Regions from separate parts of the Homo sapiens genome. Here region 2 is linked to region 1. The links are chromatin loops, found by intact Hi-C in ENCODE. Cell type or tissue: PC-9. All regions are shown on one strand. Links, peaks and the distances in the headings refer to the core of each region. The heading gives the core; the rest is flanking DNA. Region 1 has its middle 180 kb from the start of ACKR3. Region 2 has its middle 91 kb from the start of ACKR3.

Region 1 (5,372 bases), core at 304-5,303:
CTGGATTTGCATGCCAGCTCCTTTGCTGGAGATGGCTGATGCTTTGTGTTTGTTTCGAATATTATTTCCATGGTTCTTTTATTAAAATCAGCTGTTGGGCTCCCACAAATTATTCTTAGCTCGACAGACCAAAACAAATGTCAAATAGTGAAAGTGTCATTCGAGTCCTAAAATGGGGAGTAGGCTGTAATCTTGTGTCTTGTAAAGATATAAAAATAGGACTAGGCAGAACCCTGTCTAAGGTATAAAAGAAAGAGAAAATCAGTGCAGAAGACAGAGTAGGAGATTCAGCTAGGATGGAAGATGAAAAGATACCCTTGGCTTTCTAGAAGCTTTCCCAGTTACTGTTTTGTTTGTTGTTTGTTGTTGTTATTTATCTTTTTAATTTCATCTCTTCTTTAAATCAGCCCAACAGAAACAGAAAACAAAAGTTCCTTTCAGTTTTATCAAATCTGGAAAAAAATCATTTAATCATTAAAAAAGTCTACTGTGCTACTTACAAAAACAAAAAAGTTGACTATTTCCCTCTGCACTGCTCTCCCCTCTTGAGATCAAGTATACAGAAGCACTTCGATGATCAAAGCATGTAGCCCCATCACATCAAGAGATGAGGATATCAGCTCCTTTCTATTTATTTCTATGGATAGGAATAGTGCTGTTATGTTGCCTCATCTCGATGGATTAGTGGAAAGCATTATGCTCTTCACAATGACCGTCAATACCCTAGGTGAGAGGCAGGGCTGGCCTCAGCAATTCTTCCGGGTGACAGCCTCTAAGCAGAAGCTTGAGGGGACAGTGCCATGGCAAGGCTGCAGGTGGGTGCCGGCAAAGCCAGACATCGGGGAGCTTGCAATTCCAATAACCCACCCCCTGGGACCCACAACAGGGAGGGTCATGACCCGAGAGCCACACTAGCGAATCGCTCCATCTACCTGGCAGGACCACCACACACGGTCCCCCCATCTCAGAACCCCATCTCAGCACCGGGGCTGTGGGGCAGGCGAGGCTTTGGGTAGTGGACAGGGCTGTAGAAGGACATTTCCTGGATCGCAAGACCCCTCTTCCCCTCACCTAAGCATTTCTCTGAAATCCAGGATGCAATTCCATTTATGTGGAAGTGTTTCCTTATTATTTCTATTTTAAAAAGTATTGTCAAAGCCCCTTATCAAATCAATGGTGCATCTGACATAAACATGAAACAGTCAGATGCCATCGTGGTGTGGCAGAGAGTGATGGGAAGATGAGGGGGTTGATTTTTATTCTTCCATTAAATGTCTGGGTTGACCCTGAGTGGAACTTAAATTCCTTACCTACTTAATTTAGTGTCTTTATCTCTAAAATGAAGAGGTTAAACTGGATTATTTTCAGGGTCTTTTTTGAACTAGCAAGCACAGGAGTCCACACATAATTAAGCGCTGCAAACGTGGGGGCGCGGATCAGAGTGGCCAGAGGCAAAGCAAGTTGTATGAGGCTGATGGAGGCAGGTCCCGTGGGATGGGAGGCCCCTCAGAGGGCCTGCAGGGAGCCCGTAGAACTCCCTGGGGACAGGCCTGAGTGCTCTGACAGGGGGATGGGGAGGTGACAGAGGGAGGCTGGGCACTTGGACCTGTGTGAGAAGGAGAAACGTGAAAGCAACTCTGTACCCAACAACAAGCAAATAAAAATGTAGTTCCCCCCCACCATGTGCCATCATGATAAAAGCAAAAGATGGCACTTTGTTGTTTTTAAAAGGATATTCCTTGCAACCCAAATATCCCCTAAATAATTTGTCACCCCTTCAGTTATGCTCCAAGTGGCAGTTAAGTTTCCCTTGGCACACAGATCCACTGGAGAAATGGAATATTTGGTTACATTCTCCTGTAGAGGGAGGGAGGCCTGAGGGTGTGCTTGTGTTTCTAGGAAACAGCCGGTGCTTCAGCGCTGACCCCACACCTGAGTGACTGTCCAGGTCTGGGCAAAGGGAAAGCCGACATTAGTGTCTGGGGACAGCATGCTCATTGCAGCCTGAGGCCTCATCCTCAGCCCACACACTGAAGGTGTGAGACGTGCAGGCCCCCACATGGGGACAGACCTCCTTTCTCCTGTTTCTGCTCGGACAACCTGTGCAGCTCTGCTCACTGCTGCTGGAGTTTGGGAGTTGGGACCCCCTCTCTACCATGCACACAGAATCCCCAAGCCCCAGACATCCAGGAAACACCACCAGATCCCTCATGTCTTGGTTCTGTCTTTTTCAGGCCCCCAGCAGGAAGTGGCTGGCTCAGGAGGTGGTGTCTCAGGTACTGCAGGAGTCATCCGTCTTCTCTTCTGCACTGGGGAGTCATTCTCTGACCTTGGGTTTACCTTTCAGAACGCTCCCAGCTCTGGACACAGGGCTTGGTGGGGACCTCCTTCGGAAGTGTCACCCTGAGGCAGAGCCAAATGCCGCAGCAACCGCCTCTCCTCCACCCTCTTCCTCCTTCAATGCAAGATTGCAATGAGATTGGCCCATAGGGCGGTTCAAAGAAGCAAAAAGTTATGATTAGGAAATACCGGTATTAAATAATTTCCCTTGGTTTCATTTCCTCTTATGACTGAATCCCAGCAGGGCCTCCCAATTCTTTTCCTTCAATTGGCTGTTTTATGTCCAATTCCAGGACGGGCTGGGTCCCGACTGTAAGCATCCCCCAACCCTCCCAATCCCTCCTTTGAGTCCTGACCATTTAGCCCAAGACAATTTTAAAATCGCAGAAGCTTAAGGCTGGAAAGCATTTTGACAGGTCCCCCAGGCTAACGTTATATGCGTTTTCTCCTGTTTTGCCTGAATTGAGCCAGAGGAGGGCTGAGCGCCTCATGTTCCCCTGAAGCATGCGGGCTTTGGAGGTGGCCAGGCTGGGCTGGCTCCTTCAGGGACAGCCCTGAGGCTCCCTCCCTGCAGCTGCTCACGCTGCAGCTGGCCTGCTGCCTGGACTTTCAGGGAACACCTACAGTGGGCCAGGCATTGTATGAAGGTAACTAGAACTAGGCTCCTGAAAACTTTAGTGGAAATAGCAGCGCTTTGCATTAAGTAAGATGTGGGCTACCTTACCCTCCAGAAGGGAGAGCATGTCCCAGTCCACATGTATTTCAACCAGTATCTTTTTAAAGAAGAATGGTACAACTAGAATACTCAGGGTGTGGCCTGGCTGGTGCCCAGGGTGACGGGGCCATGCCTCCGTGGGGACGCCACATTTGTAACTATGCCTGCATCTAGACCCATCTAATGTTTTAGTGTGTGGTTGATGAAAGCCACTGATATTTTTCTGCACCATGCTTTTGAAATTTGATATTTGGATGAATTATTCAATTCCCCTGATATTTCTGAGCTGCTTTTTCTGAGTCAGGCACTGGTGGTTTGGTGACACACAGGGAGACGTGCTCCAGGCCCCCGTGGCACTCACAGTGCAGCAGGAAGACAAATCACCTGCTTCACACAAGTCGGTGTTTGGTTACAATTGTGGGAAGAGTTTTGAGGAGAGGAAAGTGTGCTTGCTGAGGAATAATGGCCAGGAAAGGATTCCTGAGGAAGGGACATTCACATGGAGACCTCCAGGATCACTGGTGTCAGCCCGGAAGCAAAAGGAATTCCCAGGAGAGGAAAGAGCTCATGCAAGGACCCTGAGACCTCACACTGGGCGGAGAGAGACCCTGAGTCTCCACACTGAGCAGAGAGAGACCCTGAGACCTCATACTGGGTGGAGAGAGACCCTGAGTCCCCACACTGAGCAGAGAGAGGCCGAGTCCTCACAATGGGTGGAGAGAGACCCTGAGTCCCCGCACTGGGCGGAGAGAGACCCTGAGTCTCCACACTGAGCAGAGAGAGGCCGAGTCCCCCCACTGGGCAGAGAGAGACCCTGAGTCCTCACACTGGGTGGAGAGAGACCCTGAGTTCCCACACTGGGCGGAGAGAGGCCCTGAGTCCCCACACTGGGCGGAGAGAGACCCTGAGTCCCCACGCTGAGCAAAGAGAGGCTGAGTCCCCACATTGGGCAGAGAGAGACCCTGAGTCCCCACACTGGGCGGAGAGAGGCCCTGAGTCCCCATGCTGGGTGGAGAGAGGCCCTGAGCCCCTACACTGGGTGGAGAGAGACCCAGAGTCCTCACACTGGGTGGAGAGAGACCCTGAGTCCCCACAATGGGTGGAGAGAGGCCCTGAGTCCCCACACTGGGCAGAGAGAAGCAGAGTCCCCACACTGGGTGGAGAGAGACCCTGAGTCCCCACACTGGGCAGAGAGAAGCAGAGTCCCCACACTGGGTGGAGAGAGACCCTGAGTCCCCACGCTGGGTGGAGAGAGACCCTGAGTCCTCAAATCAGGTGGAGGGAGACCCTGAGTCCTCACAGTGAGCACAGAGAGATGTAGGTGGAGCTAAGGCACACAGGGGCTGAAGACCAGGCAAGGACATGACTCCTCATCCTAAAAGCAACGGGAAACCCAGGCCTTTGGTCTAGACTTATCCCATATTAGATTGGCTTTTTCAAGGGTCAGTTGGGACACTGTGTAGAGATTGGCGTGGTCTGGAGTTGGAGGAAAAGACAGCAGGCAGAAGCTGGATCCAGGTGAGTCATGAAGGTGAGGCTTCAGAGGGCAGGTGTATTGAGAGGTCCAGTGGACAGGACTTGGTAATGAACCGGCTGACCAGCTTGTAGACTTGGCAATGGAGGAGTCAGATGCTCTGAAAGGGATCAGGAGAAAGGAAGAAGGACTGGGAAAGGGATGAGGCAAGACTTACTCAGAGTTCTGTCTGATGTGCCTTTCAGTCCTCCGTCTTAGCCCATGCATACTACTGTAAAGAATACCTAACACTCAGTGGCTTATAAACAACAGAAATTTATTTCATATGGTTCTGGAGGCTGGAAAATCCAAGATTAAGGTGGTGGCAGGATTGGTGTCTGGCGAGGGCCTGCCTGCTTTCCGGTTTATAGATGGCACCTTCTTGCTGTGTCTTCAAATGGTAGAAGGGGTGAGGGAATTCTCTTGGGCCTCTTTGATAAGGACACTAATCTCATTCATGAGGCTCTGCTCTCACGATCTACTCACCTCCCAAAGACCCCACTCCTAATACCATCACTTTGAGGGTTAGGTTTTAATGTATGAATTTTGGGGGGAAACAAACATTCTGACTGTAGCTCCACCCACGGGAGATGTCAAGCATGTTGGCGGCTATGCTGGAAGAGGTATCAGAGAAGTCAGAGAAGTTCTCTGTCCTGAGCACCAGGAGAAACCTGGGTGCTCAGGGGGAATGCCTGGCCAGAGACACAAATGTGACAGTTGTTAGCAGGAGGATGTAATACCAGCCTCCAGCAATCTAGCCTTGGACAAGTCTGGAGGAGAGCTTACAAAGGCAGAGGAGAAAGC
Region 2 (5,372 bases), core at 55-5,054, 88 kb before region 1:
CCTTCTCTCCCTCCTTCTCTCCTTCTCTCCCTCCCTCCCTTCCTTCCTTCGTTCCTTCCTTCCTTCTTTCCTTCCTTCCTTCTTTCTCTCTGTCTCTCTTTCTTTCTTTCTTTTTAAGATTCTATAGTTTTTACTTCAGTACTTTAGCCGTGAGATAAATACAAATTTGCCAGCTTACAAAACAAACAAACAAAAACCTATTAGAGACAAACAGTGGTTTTTATCTCAGTAGAAAGGTAACAGCAGATTTAAAGCAGGCAGAAAATAAAACAGTAAAAGGGGACCTAGGAACTCTATAGTTTACAGATCAACCTTAGGGCTCTTTTTTCAGTGTAAATGTGCACAAAGACCATATTACTTCCATTTTACTCTGGCAAGTAGAGGTGCCATAAAACCTACAGAGTACAGAAAAGGGGGTCATTCTCCTTGTTTTCTCCTCATTCTTAGATTGTTGGTTTCCCACTTTTTTTTAAATTATACTTTAAGTTCTGGGATACATGTGCAGAATGTGTAGGTTTGTTACATAGGTATACATGTGCCATGGTATATCCCACTAATGCACATGTATATGGGTTTGTTGAACCCATCAATCCGTCGTTTACGTTAGGTATTTCTCCTAATCCTATCCCTCCCCTAGCCTCCCGGAGCTTACATTTCTTAAGGAAACCAGGGGCGTGTGCAGAACTAGTGCTCCATGCTAGGTTGCTCCGGGAAGCAGTGAGGATCCCTTTTTGCGGGGCAGGATTTCTTTCTCCCACTTGTGACCCAGAACGAAAGCCGCTTGGAGGTGGTGGAGGCGGAGTCAGGTGTTGGCATCTCCCCCTGTTCTCATTCACCACTTTCTTCCATGTTGCCATTTCTTTTCCTTCTCTACATGAGAAGGGAGGAGGGCCCACTGACAGCCTCTTGCATGCTGCCTCCTCTAGCTTATCCCATTTCCCCGCTTTTGGAGCCTCCTCTGTGACTGGCTCCTTCTCCACCTGTGCAGTAGAAAGTGGCATTTTGGAGGGCGTTAAGGAGTGAATGCCATGCTGCTCTGACTATCCACATTTTCTTTGGCAATGCTGGCTGTGCTGGTGTCTTTCTGTAGGAGATTCCCATCTGTTCCCTGCCTGGTGTAAGTCTAAGGTTGCAAGAAAGGTGAGGAGTCTGGCACCAGGTAGGCATGACCTCTCGGGCCACAGTTGGCTGGTCCCGGGCTAGTGCAATCGTGTTCCAGGACACAGAGGTCTCTGAGTTGGAATCAGGCAAGAGAGTTAAAGGATGCTCACACCCCAGCTTTGCACAGACACACTGCACGGCACACACCCAGCAGCATTAGTGGGATAAACATCTGTTTCCATAAGAGTCTGTCTTCAGTTTCACTTACAGAGCTTTTCTAACCTAATTACGTGTGTCAACTCTGTGGCTGTAATCACTGTTCTTAGGTTAACCTCTGTAAACCGTCGGAGTTAGATGGCTTTATGGGCTGTCTCAGGGAGTCTCTGGGTTACAGCAGACATGACTGATGACTGTGTGCTGTAACTGAACTATGCAGTCTGCTGGCCTTTAATATGCACATTAATGGTGACTGAGTCTTGGCACCACCTTGCTGTGTTGGCTCTTGAGTTGCCTTTTATATTAAATGACGCATGATAGCAGACCTGCCTAGCAAATTACAGAATGACCTGAGCTGCTTCCAAGTTAAGAGCGCTTGGTGAGTTTGCTTGAGAGGGAGTCCAGCAGTCAGCTCTGAAGTCATTCTTATCTCCCATTGCCCACCCCTCTCTGCCCCCCACCCCCGAGCCCTAGGTTAAGTGAAGGGATTAAAAATTGACCCAGTTTGATCAGCCATCAGGATAAAGCCATGCCCATTGTCTCCTTGAAATTCTTGGGGGGTGAATGGGCATTTTTTTCCTTTTTTCTCCACTCTTTCCAGCTGTTTTTGATCTGGCATAAGCATGAGGGTGAAACACGAGTGAGAAGGAACGGGCTTCAGGTTGATTTGGATGTTTATGTTATTTGATGTGTTATGTTAAAGATCATTTCCTAGCCTGACTAGGTTATTATTGAGTTTCTTTTATGTATATTAAGCCATTTCTCTTCCTGATGGTTAGTCCTGAATTTCCCATTTGCTCAATTTTTCTTTTTGCTCTGGAGAATTCTAGTAGAGCACACATTGTAATCCTATGACCGTAATTTCATCAAAAGTGGTAATTTTTTAAATGTTGAGGAAGCAGTGACCCTAATGTTTCAAGTCAAGCTACAAAGCTACCTTATTTTTGTTCTTACTGTCACTAAAGATACATCTAAAATTATAAAATAATTTCATGACAGTAGGTAAAGTAGAATCAGTTATTTTGGGAGACATTATCAATATTCAGCTGCAATAAAAAATTAATGGGTAAAAGCAATTCTGATGTATAATAAAGATTAACTTCATTTTATGAGGCAGGCCATTCTCTGGTTGAGAAGAATTGAAGAAAAATAAACCACCTTTCCCTCTTCTGGGAGATCAGAATCTAGCAGTGTTTGATGTAGGGTACAGTGTGTATTTTTTAGAACTCTCAGTTGAGTGCATTAGAGTTTGCTGCACTATTTTGCAGTCACCTTTTCTCTTATTTAAAGAAAAAAAAAGCAAACTAAAATATACTCAAACTCCCCTTTTGCCTTTTACAGAGCCAAAGTGTCTGGTTCTCCAGCCAAAAATGTTTTTAACCCTTTGGCATTTATGAGACAAGAGTAAATAAGGTATGTCAGAGCTCTGAGAGGGGGGTGGGTGCTACACAGGGGAGGGTGCCCTAGACTCTGGAATGCTGGAGATGACTCACACTTGCTTGCAAGAACTGTGGTTAAATCTGCAGGTATTGGGGGAGCTAGTTGACTTCACACTGGTAGTTTGACATTGGCCACAGTGGGAGTACTGACACCATGAAAATCGGCAAGTGCTATAAGTCAGGGCTCTTCCACCCCACTCACCCATGAGGTTAAGTGTCCAGCACATGGCTGCCTAGGCTAGAATGGAATACAGTGAGGAGGCAGTTACTCAGCCCTTCTCCATCACTAGGGACTCAGAGGGTAAAATGGGTCACTTCGGAGGAAATGCTTTGGAAAACAATAAGGCTTTGGAATGTAGGCCAGGGACTGCAGGGGGCTTGGTTGCTTTCTCATTAGCCTTTGCCTCTGGGATTCTCTCACTCACACTCTGGTTTTGTTGAGTTCTGGGACCAGGGACGTTTCTCTGCTCTGGGTCCTTTTTGTGTGCTCAGAATTACTCAGCATTTGGAACTGAGACAGAGACAAGAGCTCCTGGGACAACAGAAAGTCCTCAGGAGGTGTGAGTGGGGAAGCTGGTTCACACCCAGTCCCCACGCACACCCATGTGGGCCTCACAGTGAAGGTCCAGGTAGAAAAGCTTGAGGAAAGAGAACAGGGCAAGAGCTTGTTTAGAAGCAATCCTGTTAGTCCTAGCCACTGGTCTGAACATATAAAAGAAAATCAAGCCAAACAGATGTTTTCCTCAGAGGCAGCCAGTAAGGGAAGGAATTATCTCCTTGAGTTGACATCCAATGTTGGGCTCCGGGAATGAAATTTCACAATGCATTGGACGTGGATGGCATGGTCTTTCTTCCTGTGGATTTAAGAATTAGTTTCAATTTAAAATGGGATGCTTTGAAATCTCAGGTCAGACTTTCTCCTAAACTTTTAAACCAATTCACAGTTCTGGCCATATTTCAGCCAGCAATGAGGAGTCAGAAGGCTGGCTCTCAATTTTTTTTAAAAAAGATTTTGCTTCAGCCAGCCAGCCATTGATCTGAAGGGTTCTAAGCGATTCTATTTCATTTCATTTAAACATTGGCTCCTTTATTTCCTCCCTCTTCTCACCAGCTAAAATTACAGGAGACCACCATTTTCGGGTGGAAAGAACATTTTGTGAAGTTCATTTGCTAAGCTTCTGCTATGAACCCACTTGGCCAAAGAGGGAAATCCTCCAGGAATTCAGTTTCACCAACCCTTCCCTCCACCCCGGGCTGCCGCTCTTCCTGCTGCTTTCATTTTAAGGGGACTGGGCATTTTTGCAATTTTGTCTTGACCATCATCATCTTTTTATTACTCATGGGGAACTTTCAAAACACCAGCTCCTTTTTTAAAAGTAGTTTTGTGTTCTTAGTGGTTTCACAATCTGAACTGAGCTGATGATTTGAGAAAATGTGGGCAGTTCATGGAATCATGAATGGTTAGAACCTTTCAGTTGAAGGGGACCCTAATCAAACATTCTACCCCAGTGGTTCTCAGTCAGGAGGGACTCTGTTCCCCAAGGGACACTTGGCAATGTCTGGAAACATTTTTGTCACTGCGGGGAGGGGGTTGCTACTGGTATCTGGTGGGTAGAGGCCAGGGTGGCTGCTAAACATCCTACAGTGCACAGGACCACCTCGCAGAACAAATAATTCTCTGGGTGAAAAGATCCATAGAGCTAAGTTTGAGAAACTCTGATCTACCCCAAAATTGAAGCCCTTCCAGCATCAGAGTGGACAGCTCCAGGGAAAGAGCAGCTCAAGAAACTACTCATGGGAGCAGCAGCCCTAAACTGGGGTCGACCCACAACGTGATGAGTGGGTGGCGAACTGTCAGGGCGGCAAGGGACAGGAGACCCACGAAAATTCATTTGGGGAAAGGGAAGACTTGGATGCCCAGCAGTCATCTTCTATGCTTCACTGGGCATAAACATATTCATTCAGACATTAGGTTTGATCGGTATGATTCCAGAGGGCAGGTTTAGAAATGTTGGGGGGAAGCTATGGGGAGGTTGAATTTGGCTTGGTGCGGAAGCACTCATACAGTCTCACCTAGTGAAATTTCATAAGCTCCGCTGTGTTGGCTCTTGGTGAGTTCACAGTTAAGAAAATCTTGAGGTTTCATTCATGCACTTTATTTAATTCCGTCTCCAGCCTCCTGCTTAATCCTGTTCTTATGCAGTTGATTTTTTGGCACGAGTGAAGTTCACGCTGGGCTGGAGGGAGAAGTGGGGAGAGTGAGGGATGAAATTCCAGGAGCAGGCCTGTTAGACTCTTCAAGTCCACGAACGCAGCCTCCCTGGCTCTCCTCCCAGTTGGATTGGCTTTACGGTCCTGTCAGTGGGACAGGCTATCTTGGCCAAACATGTGAATCTCCCTGAATGGGAAAAAGAAAAGGCAGAACATTAACTTAAAGTTTAGGATGCATGTGGGGAATGAAGGTGTGTGGATGGCTTATAGGATATCACTTGCTCTCCCAGAAACTCTGGACTGCCCTGCAGTAAAAACACCAAACCTCCTGCGCTGGGCTGAGAAGGGGCTTGAGCGTCGCCTGGGAAAATCTTTGACAGGCTGCCCAAACCGCAGCCCTAATCA

The links. Hi-C counts contacts between places; a loop is a spot of excess contacts. Peaks named below come from ENCODE experiments on the same cell type or tissue, not always from the same donor. Only the 100,000 strongest peaks of a DNase experiment are listed, where the experiment ranks them.
Region 2: a loop joins it to region 1, with 10 times the contacts of the local background. A loop is called at or near these places in 8 of 110 quality-filtered maps.

The regions. Positions count from the first base shown.
Region 1 is chr2:236,746,135-236,751,506 of GRCh38, forward strand. No RefSeq gene overlaps it. Among named protein-coding and RNA genes, the nearest start is that of ACKR3, 180 kb to the left of the region's middle. In PC-9, for the core only: no CTCF peak of the experiment used is centred there; DNase peaks (open chromatin) are centred at 2,427, 2,857 and 3,397; H3K4me3 peaks cover 647 bases; H3K27ac peaks cover 4,501 bases.
Region 2 is chr2:236,658,401-236,663,772 of GRCh38, forward strand. No RefSeq gene overlaps it. Among named protein-coding and RNA genes, the nearest start is that of ACKR3, 91 kb to the left of the region's middle. RefSeq lists an enhancer at 2,762-3,438. In PC-9, for the core only: no CTCF peak of the experiment used is centred there; a DNase peak (open chromatin) is centred at 2,811; H3K27ac peaks cover 2,032 bases; H3K27me3 peaks cover 265 bases.